Linked DNA regions of Mus musculus: region 1 is linked to region 2. A link is a contact called in ENCODE Hi-C or POLR2A ChIA-PET data. All regions are on one chromosome and are shown on one strand. Each heading gives the region's core, a stretch centred on a gene start or an enhancer-like site at or near the end of the contact. The rest is flanking DNA. Distances are from core to core; before and after follow the strand shown.

Evidence for each region. A loop is a pair of places that touch in the nucleus more often than their neighbours do. ChIA-PET counts read pairs that join two places held with the same protein, here RNA polymerase II (POLR2A).
Region 1: a loop to region 2 is called in a map of left cerebral cortex, with 3 times the contacts of the local background. The contact joins the promoter of Letmd1 here to the promoter of Slc11a2 in region 2. A Hi-C loop is called at or near these places in 7 of 37 maps with a recorded cell type or tissue (T-helper 2 cell, gastrocnemius, heart and 3 more). POLR2A ChIA-PET finds 5 or more read pairs at or near these places in 2 of 5 experiments (Patski and embryonic stem cell).

Annotation. Positions count from the first base shown.
Region 1 is chr15:100,464,621-100,470,700 of GRCm38, forward strand. Letmd1 (LETM1 domain containing 1) reads left to right here and starts at 4,391. Exons shown (of 9, transcript NM_134093.3): 1 at 4,391-4,625; 2 at 5,065-5,216. The coding sequence starts at 4,504. It overlaps 5330439K02Rik (a long non-coding RNA gene), which reads right to left and starts at 3,747. Exons shown (of 3, transcript XR_001781773.2): 1 at 3,681-3,747.
Region 2 is chr15:100,418,290-100,424,424 of GRCm38, forward strand. Slc11a2 (solute carrier family 11 (proton-coupled divalent metal ion transporters), member 2) reads right to left here and starts at 4,766. Exons shown (of 17, transcript NM_008732.2): 1 at 4,673-4,766. It overlaps Gm5475 (predicted gene 5475), which reads left to right and starts at 4,904. Exons shown (of 3, transcript NR_040351.1): 1 at 4,904-5,955.

The DNA of each region.
Region 1 (6,080 bases), core at 3,141-5,640, 46 kb after region 2:
ACACCCAACAAGCAACACACTTAACATCCTGTATAAAATATGTATTTATTGAAACAGGGTTTCACTATATAGCCTGGGCTAGCCTGGAATTCACTAGGTAGACCAGGCTGGCCTTGGAATGCTGAGACCCTCCTGCCTTTGCTTCCCTAGTGTGGTGGGATTAAAAGAACGCACCGACTATAGTGGCGCACACCTGGGGTTCCAGCTCTGGGGCCATGGAAACAAAAGGTTCAGCTTGGCTATATAGGGTATGATGTTAACCTCACATTTGTCCTCTGGGTCAGAGCTAGGATCAACTTGAGACCTCTATGCATACCTGGGGTGGGGTGGGGATTATCTTGACTAGGTTGATGTGGAAGACCAGGGGCAGTCAGTTCCTGGGTTGAGGTCATGGAGTGTATACAAAGGAGAAAGTGGTCCTATAGCGGTGACGCACACCTTTGACACCAGCATTGGGATCTTCAAGTTCAAGGCCAGCCTGGTCTATAGGACCAGGGATACTTTGAGAAACCCTGTCTTGGGGTGGGCTTGGGGTGGGGTGGTTAGCTGAAAACAAGTAGTTGTCACTGTCTCCTCTCCTGCCTGGCAGTACCTCAGGCTCCTGCTCCGGACTTCCTTTCCAGAACAGACTGTAACTGAGCCAAAATAAATGATATTTGCTTATGTTGTATAGAGGGCACAAATGCTCACTGATAAGCACTAGAGAAACCAGGGATGTCAATCACACCAGGTTGTCTCCTCAGTGGAAGAGATGGATGCCTGTTTTCCACTCAGATGGCTTGGCATAGATGTTGTTCATGACCTTTGCTCTCTGTAGGGCCAGACCTCACCCAAATCTCCGGAATGTTTATCCAACTCTCTCTCCCTACACCTTTAGCTTTAGCTTCCTCGGACAATAGAACCCATCTGTCTAGTTAGGGTTTCCATTACTGTGAAGAGACATCATGGCCAAGGCAACTCTTTTTCCTTTTTTACATTTTTTTTTTTTTTTTATGAATGAGAGTACACTGTTGTTCTCAGATGCACCAGAAGAGGGCATTGGATCCCACTTCAGATGGTTGTGAGCTACCATGTGTTTGCTGGGATTTGAACTCAGGACCTCTGGAAGAGCAGCCAGTGCTCTTAACCACTGAACCATCTCTCCAGCCCCCTAGGCAACTCTTACAAAGGGCATTTAATTAGGTCTGGCTTACTGGTTCTTAGGTGCCATCCATTATCATCATGGCAGACATGGCTCTGGAAGAGCTGAGAGTTCTCCATCTTGATCCAAAGGCTGCCAGAGGATGCATTGGGCATTGGGAGCTCTCAAAGCCGGCCTACAGAGTGACCTATACCATACACCTTATAGTTTATTTGAGACAAGGTCTCACTATGCAGCCCTAACTGGCCTTCATTTACTGTATAGACCAAGCCAGTCTCAAACTCATAGAGATCCTCCTGCCTCTGCCTCCCAGGTGCTGGGTTGAAAGGCGTGTACCACTATGCCTGGCCCCAGTTTCTATGATTTCTTAAGCATGCAGCTATATGGAAATAAATGCATCAATATGCCATAAAGTCGGGGTGGCATTGTCAAGAGACGAATCGTCTGCCTTAGGTCTCATTAGCTTTGAAGTTCTGTATGGATGAGCCAGTCAGTATTTCATGTTCTGTCCTTGCACCTACAATAAACTGTCCATTCCCCGTTTATGACCTTTAGTTGCCAGACAGTGGTTTCACAACTCACTTAGACATAATGCTTTCCCTGACTGTAGATCTGTTCCAAGCCTGCTTTCTTTTCCTAGTGCAATCACCCAGGACACATGAAGGTTTACAGAGCTCTATCTGCAGCTTGTATTCTATAGAGGAGTGCGATTACTTATTTCAATTTAGGAATTCTATAAAATCATGATCAGGAATTATGAAATCATCAATTCGGGTCTGCACAGCATTACCACATGTTCATATCGATCCTGATCAATAGTGTGGGCTGATGCCCAGGAATCACTGGGCTATGTAACAGCGACAGGAAAGGCATCTCAGCAGCAAGAAGCAATCCTGGGCTGAAGTCTCTGAGGACCCTGCATCTCAGAGAGCACCCATTGCAGGCCATGAAAAACCGTGGGCCATCTCCAGGAAACTCACTTGCTTCTGACACACAGGCACAAGCATAAGCAAAACGCTCACACACTGAAGCAGATCCAGTTCCACATAGGGAAATAGAGATTTTTCTTTAATAAACTCCCAGGCGATGCCTGTCACTTCATCTCCTTGCATCTTTACTATGGAAAGCCGTGGGCATTCTCACTTTAAAAGCCTCGAATCAGTGAATAGATTCCCAGTGTCTATAAGGCCTCTCAATTGTTCTGACTCCGACAACTAGAGTTTCAGTTCTTCTCCAGGTCAACTCATCTGTGTGCGTACACATTGTTCCAGCCCGAACCCAGCCGGCTCAGCATTGGCCACCACCTCTGCAGCTGTATATTTCCTGTTTGTTTTTTTTTTTCCATTTTTTATTAGGTATTTCGCTCATTTACATTTGCAATGCTATACCAAAAGTCCCCCATAGCCACCCACCCCCTCTCCCCTACCCACCCACTCCCCTTTTATGGCCCTGGCGTTCCCCTGTACTGGGGCATATAAAGTTTGCGTGTCCAATGGGCCTCTCTTTCCAGTGATGGCCGACTAGGCCATCTTTTGATGCATATGCAGCTAGAGTCAAGAGCTCCGGTCCTGTTTGTTTTTAAATGTTTATCTTTGTGCATGTATGTGAGCATTCGTGTGTGGTTCGTCCGAGTGGATGTATAATGAATGCCACACGTCAGTCAGAAGACAACCTGAGATGTCTGTCCTGTCTGCCACTTTGGGAAAGGGTCTTTTCTCAGTCTCTTTTCCCTGCAGGGCGTTCCAGACAAGCTGGCCTCCGAGATTCTGGACATTTTCCTATTTCTACCTCTCACCTTCCCCACTGCAGTGCTGGGATTATAAATGTACGCACTGTGGGCTGGACAGAGAGAGACAGACAGAGACTGAGCTTGTGTGCACACACACTCGTTACCTGTATGTCAGTGGAAGGGGAATGGAAGAAGAAATACTCAGCAGCTATGTGAGGAAATGAATCCGTAGAATCCGTATCACATTTTTTCTTTTTGTAGTTTGTGTACATGTTTGCGCATGCCTGGTGTTGGATATGCACATATCTTTTTTTTTTTTTTTTGGACAGGGTCCCCTCTAACCCTGTAACTTGCTAACTTGGCTAGACTGGCTGGCTAGCAAGTGCCAGGGCTCCTCCTGCCTGGGTCTCAGCTCTAAAGAAGCTCCGGGTTCCCCTGCACAGAGGCCAGGACGTGGGTGTGTTGGGGGTGGGGTGGGGAGGCGGTCATAGGCACAGACCACCGTGCCCAGCTTTTGGCGTTAGAGTCAGGGATTGAACTCAGGTCCTTAAGCTTACTCAGCACTTTACCCAGGACGACCTCCCCCCCCCCGCCCCCCCCCCCACACCCTGGACTACACAAAATGCCCTCCCTTTAGTTTGTTCTCCCAGGCAGTGCCTTTCCATTTCTGTTAGAAAACCGTCTGTGACTGCGCTCGTGTCTCCTGGGAGTTCTATTAGCGAGCCGGAGACACCGTAGTTGAGGGACTTAGAAGCTACCTGAGAACCGAGAGAACCCATCTTTTGGTCATTTTCTATCCTACCTACCTACCTCCTCTTGCAGAGAACAGCTTTGCAACTGTTCAAACCACCAGCCCTCCAAACACGGAGATGTTCTACAGACGTGGGAGCTTTTGCAAACATGCAAACATTTCATCCTTCGATCTTCACAGAATTCTGCAACACAGGTACAACCCACATGAAGTTCACCGAAGTGACCTGTCCAAGGTCCCCCACACTAAACCTGACTGCAGACGCATGGCTTCAGCGTGCTTCACGTCCGTTAAAATGCCTATGGACACAAGAGGGCCGTCGACTCTCGCGGACAGCTGGACGCCTAGAAACCCTTCCGAGTTTCAAGTAGTCATTTCTCCAAAAAATATCCACCGCGCACCTACTCCGTGACAAGGGCGCGTGAGGACCAGAAAGCGAGGGTTGGAAAGGGGTTCTACACCTGCCGCCAGATTGATGGAGGGCGGAGCCCTGCCGGCCGCCGCCACTAGAGGGCGCAGCGCCACCCCGCGCCGCCGCCATCGGGGCCACGACCCCGGGCTCCCACAGAGGTCAAGGGCAGCGCCCGCGGCCCCGAGCCCCCAGGGACCGACGAGGGCACTGGGTTCCTCAAGGAGACGCCGTCCTCGGCTCACGATAGCGACCTCAGGCTGGGCCGGCGCTCGCTCCCTCGGGGAGGCTCGCTTCCGGTCCTGCGCGCGGAAGCGTCGCCGCGTCCAATCCGGGTCCCCGCCCGGGCTCGCCCGGGGGGCGCGGGGCGGCTCGCAGCCGCCTGTCGGCGTGGAGGGGCGGCGCGTGCGTGCTGCGGGGCGCACTCTGACCCGGAGACGACCTCTCTCCGCGCTCCCTCCCCTGCTGTGAAGATGGCGCTGTCCAGGGTGTGCTGGGCTCGGGCTGCTCTGTGGGGTTCGACTGTCGCCCCTGGACCCTTTGTCACCCGGAGGCTGCAGCTGGGCCGCTCTGGCCCTGCGTGGCGAGCCCCTCGGTGAGGGCCCTGGAGAAAGAAGAGCATTTTTGATGTAGAAGCCCTTCCAGCGGCTCAGCCTCCGCCTCTCGGGATCCCCTGCCTTGGGCCCTGGGTTTTGCTTTTCCATGCAGGATTCCCACCGAACGCCCGTCCCTGTCCCTCTCCGTACTCCGTGTCCACCCGATTGTCCCCGCACATCCTGAGCTCATCTTTCAGCTTCCCCTTCCCATCTCTCCATGGCTTCAGCTTGCATTCTCCTGGCCCCGCAGGCTTTGCGCACGCTCCACGCTCACACCTTTCTGCATGATCTGCCCCTCTCATACCAACCCTAACCCTGAGCTTGGGTTTTCAGAAGAGTTCTGGCAATCGCTCTCAGAAACCGTATGTTTACCGAGGGGTCCTACGTACCGAATGGCTTCTACTCCTTCGCAGATAGTCTCTTTGGTCTTCGTTGTAGGTCTTCAAAGCTTCACCTTTCTCCGAAGGCGGACGTGAAGAACTTGATTTCTTACGTGGTGACCAAGACAAGAGCGATTAACGGATCGTACCATCGTTTCTTGGGGCGTCATTTCCCCCGCTTCTATGCCTTATACACAACCTTCATGAAAGGTAAACGCTAACATTGAGAAGCCCGAATCTGCTCTTCTGCGTTAGTCACAGTCAGTGAGATTGCAATGTGCCGGGTCCGCTGCTGCGCTGTGAGTTGGGATGTCTTCTCTTCCGTCAGGGTTTGAGCATGAATTCTTACAAATTGTCACTGCCACCTCTTAAATATCCAGATGGATGTTATGGTAGACAAATCCTGACATCACTCGAGAGAGAGCAGAAGATGTAAATATATTCTCATTTCCTTAGAAATTCCTTGTCCTGCTCAGTGCAGACCAGACCCAGGGATTGTTATCATAAGGAAACCAGATTAAATGCTTTGTTTTAAACTCCTTAACACCAGGGCGTCATGGTCGATTAACCCTGAGAGCTCCCCAGCCAGGTAGTAACTCGCTGCTTCGTGGGGCGTGTTTATCACGTGGCCAGCTTAGATAACTTGTAGTGGAAATAGAACTGTAGACACTTGGTTTCTGAATGCTTCCACTCAAAGTGGAGGTCCGCTAGCTATGTTGAGATGATACCTATAATGTCACATGACAGCCCTGGAACCAAAATGCCGGATTCAAATCCCATTTGTGACTTAGACTGTGCACTGGCGCTAGTGACACTTACAGGGTCTTTGGTGTCTCATCTGTAAGGAGGTACTAGAACCTACCTGCTGATTACCTAGTTATGATTATTATTTAGTCATCTAGGAAGAGTGTAGCTCGGGCTGGCCTGGGGCTTTCTGTGTAGTGGAGGATGACCTTGAATTTCTGGTCTCTCTGCCTGCTGGGATGGTAATGCTGAGTGAGCCACCACACCTAATGGTGAAGAGTAGATCAACATATTTAAAAGGCTTAGAACATGGCCTCATTTATTTTAGTA
Region 2 (6,135 bases), core at 3,516-6,015:
GCCTCCTTTCCTCCTTGCTTTAAGGACAGCGCACTGCTTTTCTGTTAAAATCCCAGGCTAATGTAGCAATCGGTCTCAGACTTCCCATCAAGGATTTCTGACAATCTTCAGGTATCTGTCGATACCTAGTGGGAGTGAGGGGAAAGAAACAGATCCCTGCGGTAGTAAGTTTAGAATTAGTATTTACATTAAAGGGAGCATGTTGACCCATACCTGAATTAGAGACAAGTCTGGTCTACCAGTGGTATATAGAGACTTGGCTTCACACACACACACACACACACACTCACTCACGTAAACCTGTGGTTCACACCTACAGTCACTGGGAGGACCAAGGAGGAAGAGGCAGGAAGATCAAAAATTTAGAAATTCAAGCTCAACTTTAGCTACCTCGTAAGCCAAATGCCAGTCTGGTGTACATGAGACTCTGTCTCAACAAAGAAACAAGATATGACAATGTTTTAGCCTATTTTCTCTTATGAAAATGAATTTGAGGACTGGGCAATAACTCAGCCACACAGTGCTTACCTAGTGTGTACAAACCCATAGGTTTGATCACAATGCCTCTAATATACATGCACACACATGCATATATAATATATATATTTACACACATACATATATATACACAAATACATACACACGTGTATATATATATATATATATACACACAAACACACTCTCGAGTGCACATACGCATGCACACACACATGCATATATATATATACACACATACACACACATATACATATATACACACTCGTGAGTGCACATACACACACACACACACACATACATACACATGCACTCACACAAACAAATACACACACACACTCGGGAGTGCACATACACATGCACACACATACATATGCAAGCACATACACACACACACAGAAAGAACTGACATGAAACAAAAAGATGAGGAAAGAAAAAGGCAGGCTATGGTTTTCATCTCAGGTTATGGCTTTTATCTCAGGTTATGGTTTTTGTCTACTTCAAGACAGAAGAAATAACAGCACCTTGTGCTAGTTTAGGGGAAAGCCTCAGGGCTTCCTGATGAAGCTGAGTGGTAGAGTGCACGTCCTGGTGTTGATTGTCAGCATCCAGTTGACCGCGGCATCACAGGTCTGTTTACCCCAGCACTTGGTGTGTGAGTGTCTACCTGCCTGGGTTACTATGATGCCTTTATTCCACACAGCACGCAAGCTCGTAAAGCACAAACGGTGCTCCTGTTATACAAGGCCACTATGCCTGAATCAGGGCCAGCCCTCTCTGACACAGAGGCTGACATTTCGCTAGCCTCTCCTCCTCCCTGTCCTCCTTGAGAACTGCAATTTCAACTCAATACCCAGTGCACTGCTTTGAACCTCGGTTTGATTTTCAGTTCTGAGAATGAAAGAACAGCTAACAGGGTGGGGATGGGGCAGCCTTTAATCTTAGCACTAGTGGGAGGCAAAGGCAGACTCTGTGAGTTGCAGGCCAGTGTGGAGCCACATGGTGAGCTATAGCCAGGACTACATACAAAATAAAGACTCTGCCTCAAACAAACAAACATTAAAGAAGCAAGAAAAGGAAAACCCAGCATGGTGACTGAGTCATGGAACTCTGGCCTTTAGGAGACTAAAGCAGGGAGCTAAGAGTTCCCGGCCAGTGTGGGAGAAGCTGCAGGCCAGTCTAAGCTAGCTAGCCAGATCCTGTCTGCAGACACACAGCCACACACAGAAAAAAGGGAGGGAAGGAGAGGAGGGAGGGGAGAGGAGGGGAGGGGAAAAAGACCTGGGGAGAGGAATACAGTTGATAATGAAACTGCCTGCTCGGGTGTCAGTGAAGATAAGAACTGGCTGTCAAGTACTGAACTGTCAGACAAAAGTAGTATTTATCAACTAAGTCTTTGGTAATAAGGGCCTGAGCTGGAGAGATGGTTTAGGGGTTAAGAGCATTCACTGCTCTTCAAGAAGACCAAGCAGGTACATCAGACGGTTTACAACTGCCTGTAACTCCTGGAGATCTGACACTTCTAGCCTTGATGGGCATCTGCACACATGACATGCACCCCACAGGCATACACATGTGAGCGAATTAAAAATAATAAAATTGTAAAGAGAAAAAGAAAGGGCGGGTGTGTGGGCAGGCCCGGTACCCACTACTAAGAACTATTCCTTTTCTCTGCACAGCCAGGGTCTGACTGCTTCCTGACCGCTCACAGTTTACTCTGACCTCCAACTCTGACAGAGTTAAGCTGCCTACAAACTTCCTTCTAACCACAGCGTGACAGCAGTGTTGCCTTGGTCACCTGGCCTGACACCTTCATCCTGTGAACAACTTCAAAGGCCATCTCTACCAGAAGGAAAAGAAACCCACACAAAGCACGTTACTTCCTCTCCCACCCAAAGATGCTTTGCCCACCTTTAACAGTGTTTTTCTCCAGAAAAATCTGAAGGACATCTTTCCTTAGATCACATTCAACCCATTTGTCCTAGCAGGGACCTTAGAAATTTACCTGCTTTTCTTAAAAGAAAACGTATGCGTCAAGTCAGACCAACATAGAATAAAAGATTTCCAGCCATAGATGCTTCCTTCTGCTCTTTGGAACCTAATAAAATTTTAATAATTAACTTGTAGCCTTATCATTACATATCAATTTTAATACATTTCAACCTAAAGAAGTATTAAACTGTTGTAATACAAAGAGAAGCAAGAAAACTTAGGCCACCTGCAGCGCCACACATGGGCAGGGGCTTGATGCCTCTGACCAGCCACTTTCCAGTTTCCTATTCAGTCCCTAACAATGTTGCTGAGCAATGAGCAACAGCTGCTCCTACTCCTGGCATCTCCAACCACTGGAACGGAATTGATGGTGAGGCTCACATACAGGTGCTTGCTGTAGCAGAAATGAAGCCATCTGATAAACAGCACCACCCCCGCCCCACAAGCTCTTGGCTTCAAAATCAAACAGAAAAAGATCCTACTTTGTGGAAGGAATTCTCTCTAGTCACTCACTGAGTCACAACTGAACCATAGCTGCTCACTAGCCCTGCTGATTGATGATGCAGCTTCTGCTTTCCCGAGAGTAGAATCTCTCCTCTCCGAGATTCACATCCAGCTTCCCTATTCCTCAATGGGAGGAGCTGACACGATGTTCAGGAATTCCCCTTCTGAGTCCCACAGACCTTCCCGGAACACGAGAGAGCATGTGTGCTGCAGTCATCTGCCTTTTAGGTCTGTGTCCAAAATAAACTCAGCCCAAGCAAGACTGAGTAAAATAGCTAACAAAAAACACCAGTGAAATCTCAATGTTACATTTACCAGCAGAGCTACTGCAGGAAACAGCCTAAAACGTTACTTAACCACCCCATTCAATAAACTCAGCAGAAGCCAAGTTTGAGTGGTAAAAGTCTGTGATCTCAGCAGAGGCAGGAGGATCACTGTAAGCTAGAGGACAATTTGGTCTACACTGCAAGTTCAAGGCCAGTTAACGAGAGGTAGCCAGATCTAGTCTCAAAAAGACAAAGAGTAAGAAGGTACTGTCAGCACCTTGCATCTCTTCACCTGTAATTAGATGCACTTGCAGACTAACAGTATGGCTAGAAAGCCTTGCCTGGAGGACCTTTGGCAATAGCCCAGGGGACTCAGGGCAAAGACTACTGAGAAGGTTAAAGTCTTTAAGGAAACAGCAGGCACAAGCAAGCAGTAATTTAAAAAAAAAAAATACCGGTCAGCAGGAGACTGCCCTAAGCACTTTACCTGTATTAACTAACAACACCAACAGCCCTGACAGACCCAACCTTCACCACCACCACCACCACCACCCCATCCCCCCACCCCACCTTTAAGTGTGGACCGCAGGAAAGCTTAAGGAGCCTGAACCAAAAGTTAACACAGCCAAGAAGTAAGGAGACTTGGTCAGGGTGGAGAATGCCACGGTGGACAACGTGGACAGTTTCCCGTGGTTTCCCCACGGGTCACATGGAAGCTCTCGGATGCCCACCGGCCCTCACCAGCTCTTCTCCCATATTTTGCTTTTGCTGCCTTAAATCACACCGTTGAAAACCAAGGGATAACCGAGTGTCTCCATTTTATACAGCGGAAACTCTACTTCTGAGGATGCCCTTCCAAATATGATGTATCCAAGAAACGGACAAAGAATCCAAAGGTGGAATATCAAACAAATGAGTTTGCAAACTACCCGGCCTAGGACGCCGCTGAGAAGGGGAGTATCCATCGCGTGCAAGTGTCCCTGAACGAGGCCTTGGAAGGCGCAGGGTCCCAGGCTGCACACACAGCCGGACAACCGAGCAGCACTCAACCGCGAGGCCTGAGGCCTTCGGGCAGACCGCGCAGCTCCCGCAGCCGCTGGGCTGACAGGGCGCTGCGCTGCAGGGCACCCGGGGCTCCGGGAGGGCACTGCGGTCGCACCCCCCGGCCGGCCGGCCGCGGAAGGGTGGTCCGGTGTCCCGGGTGGCGGTGAAGAGCCGAGGCCCGTGATCGTCGGCGCCTATGCTGAGCCGGGAGCCCTCCCGGTCTCCTCGGGATACCGGGTTCCCTCCCCGGGCTCGCCGCTGCGCCCTCCCCGCAGGCTGCTCCAGCCCCGTAGGTCGCCGTCCGAGCCCCCTCGCACGCCCGCGCACAGCGGGCCGCCGTAACCCCTGACCCTGCCAGCACCCCGGCTTACCGGCTCCGCCACCTCCACACACGCCGCGCCGGCGACTCCATATCCCAGGAGCCAGCGGCGACCCAGTCAACCTCCTGCCCTCCCGTGATTGGCCGGCCGGGCGGGAGCCCCCCTCTCCTGATTGGCTGGACTCCTGCAGCTGCGGGATTGCGTGGCCGGCGGACCGGGAACGGAGGCTCCGCCCATCCGAGCTGCCTGGGGGCGGGGCCTGAGCGGGGGCGGGGCTGATCCGGAGGCGTGATTCCGCCGGGCGCGCCACGGTCCTCGCAGTTCAAACCTTCGGCGTTCTTATATTGGCAACTCCCATCCCCGGAATGCTCGGGACATATACATTTTTGTCATAGTTCCCGCCACTTCCTTTTAGGCAGCTACACGCCTTTTTCCTCCTAAGAGATGATAACTCCGAGAAACAGCTACACTCGATCCTAAGGCGCCATGGCAGTCCCTATTAGCTTCTTGAGCCACTGCTCGGTGCCCACTGACGCGCCAAGAACACCCCACGCCTGGGAGGAACCGAGAAACTTCGACCAGTGGAGCCAGTTCGGCTGCACCCGTCGTCCTACTCCCAAGACTCACAGTGATCCCACCTGGCTCTGTCTCTTCTCCACACATTTTATCCTGCCTGCCCCCAAAACAGTCCCACTCCATCCCCGGCCTCAGCCTCACCTCTTCGCAGTTTTATGACCTGACAACCCCCCGCCCCAAGTTGCCACCGAAAAGGACTTCTCGATTTCCCCTACAACAGTATAGATGACAGCCCTGTTTTCTTCATATAGAAACTGCCGGGAGAAATGTTCATTATTTGGTAAGAACGGAGATAGGAAGAAAGGGTAAACCCTAAAGATGGAAACTTTAAAAAAAAAAAAAAAATGACAGCAAAAGCAAACAGAAAGGCCCCTGGCTGGGGCTGCTGCTCTTCATACAGAATCGTCACCTGAAAGAAGAGAAACTACAAATTAATCTTGGCCGCCTCTCCAGCTCATCCGTGGCGTTGGAGAAAGGCTTCTTAAATGCCTTCGAGCCCAGAACCTTTCTTCTGGGACCTTCCGCTGCATCTAGAAAAGAAAGGGGCGAGATCTGTTTGTGTCAGCGTCCAGGTGTGCTCCTCGGCTGGCCAGCGTCCCTGGGCTGTGGCCACTTACTTAGCTCACAGTTGGGAGCAGCTGCTGCCGCCCTTGGCTGCTTCTTCCCCATGGTGCAGGACTGGTTTGGCTTTTCAGAGCAGCGCAGCCTCTATATATGCAGAGGAGTACGCCTCCCCTTGGCTAGAGAGAACACTTAAGGTAGGTCAACACTGAGGGAAAAATTTCAAACCGCACCCTTCAAAGCATAATCAAATTTCATCTTTGACCGGCCATGAGAAGGAGGAATTGTATTTCTGCCACTCCTAGTTATTAGTAAAAATTAATTGAGTTAAAAGTTTTCTTCTGAGATTTCATTTATGTGCCATTCGGCAGGGCAGG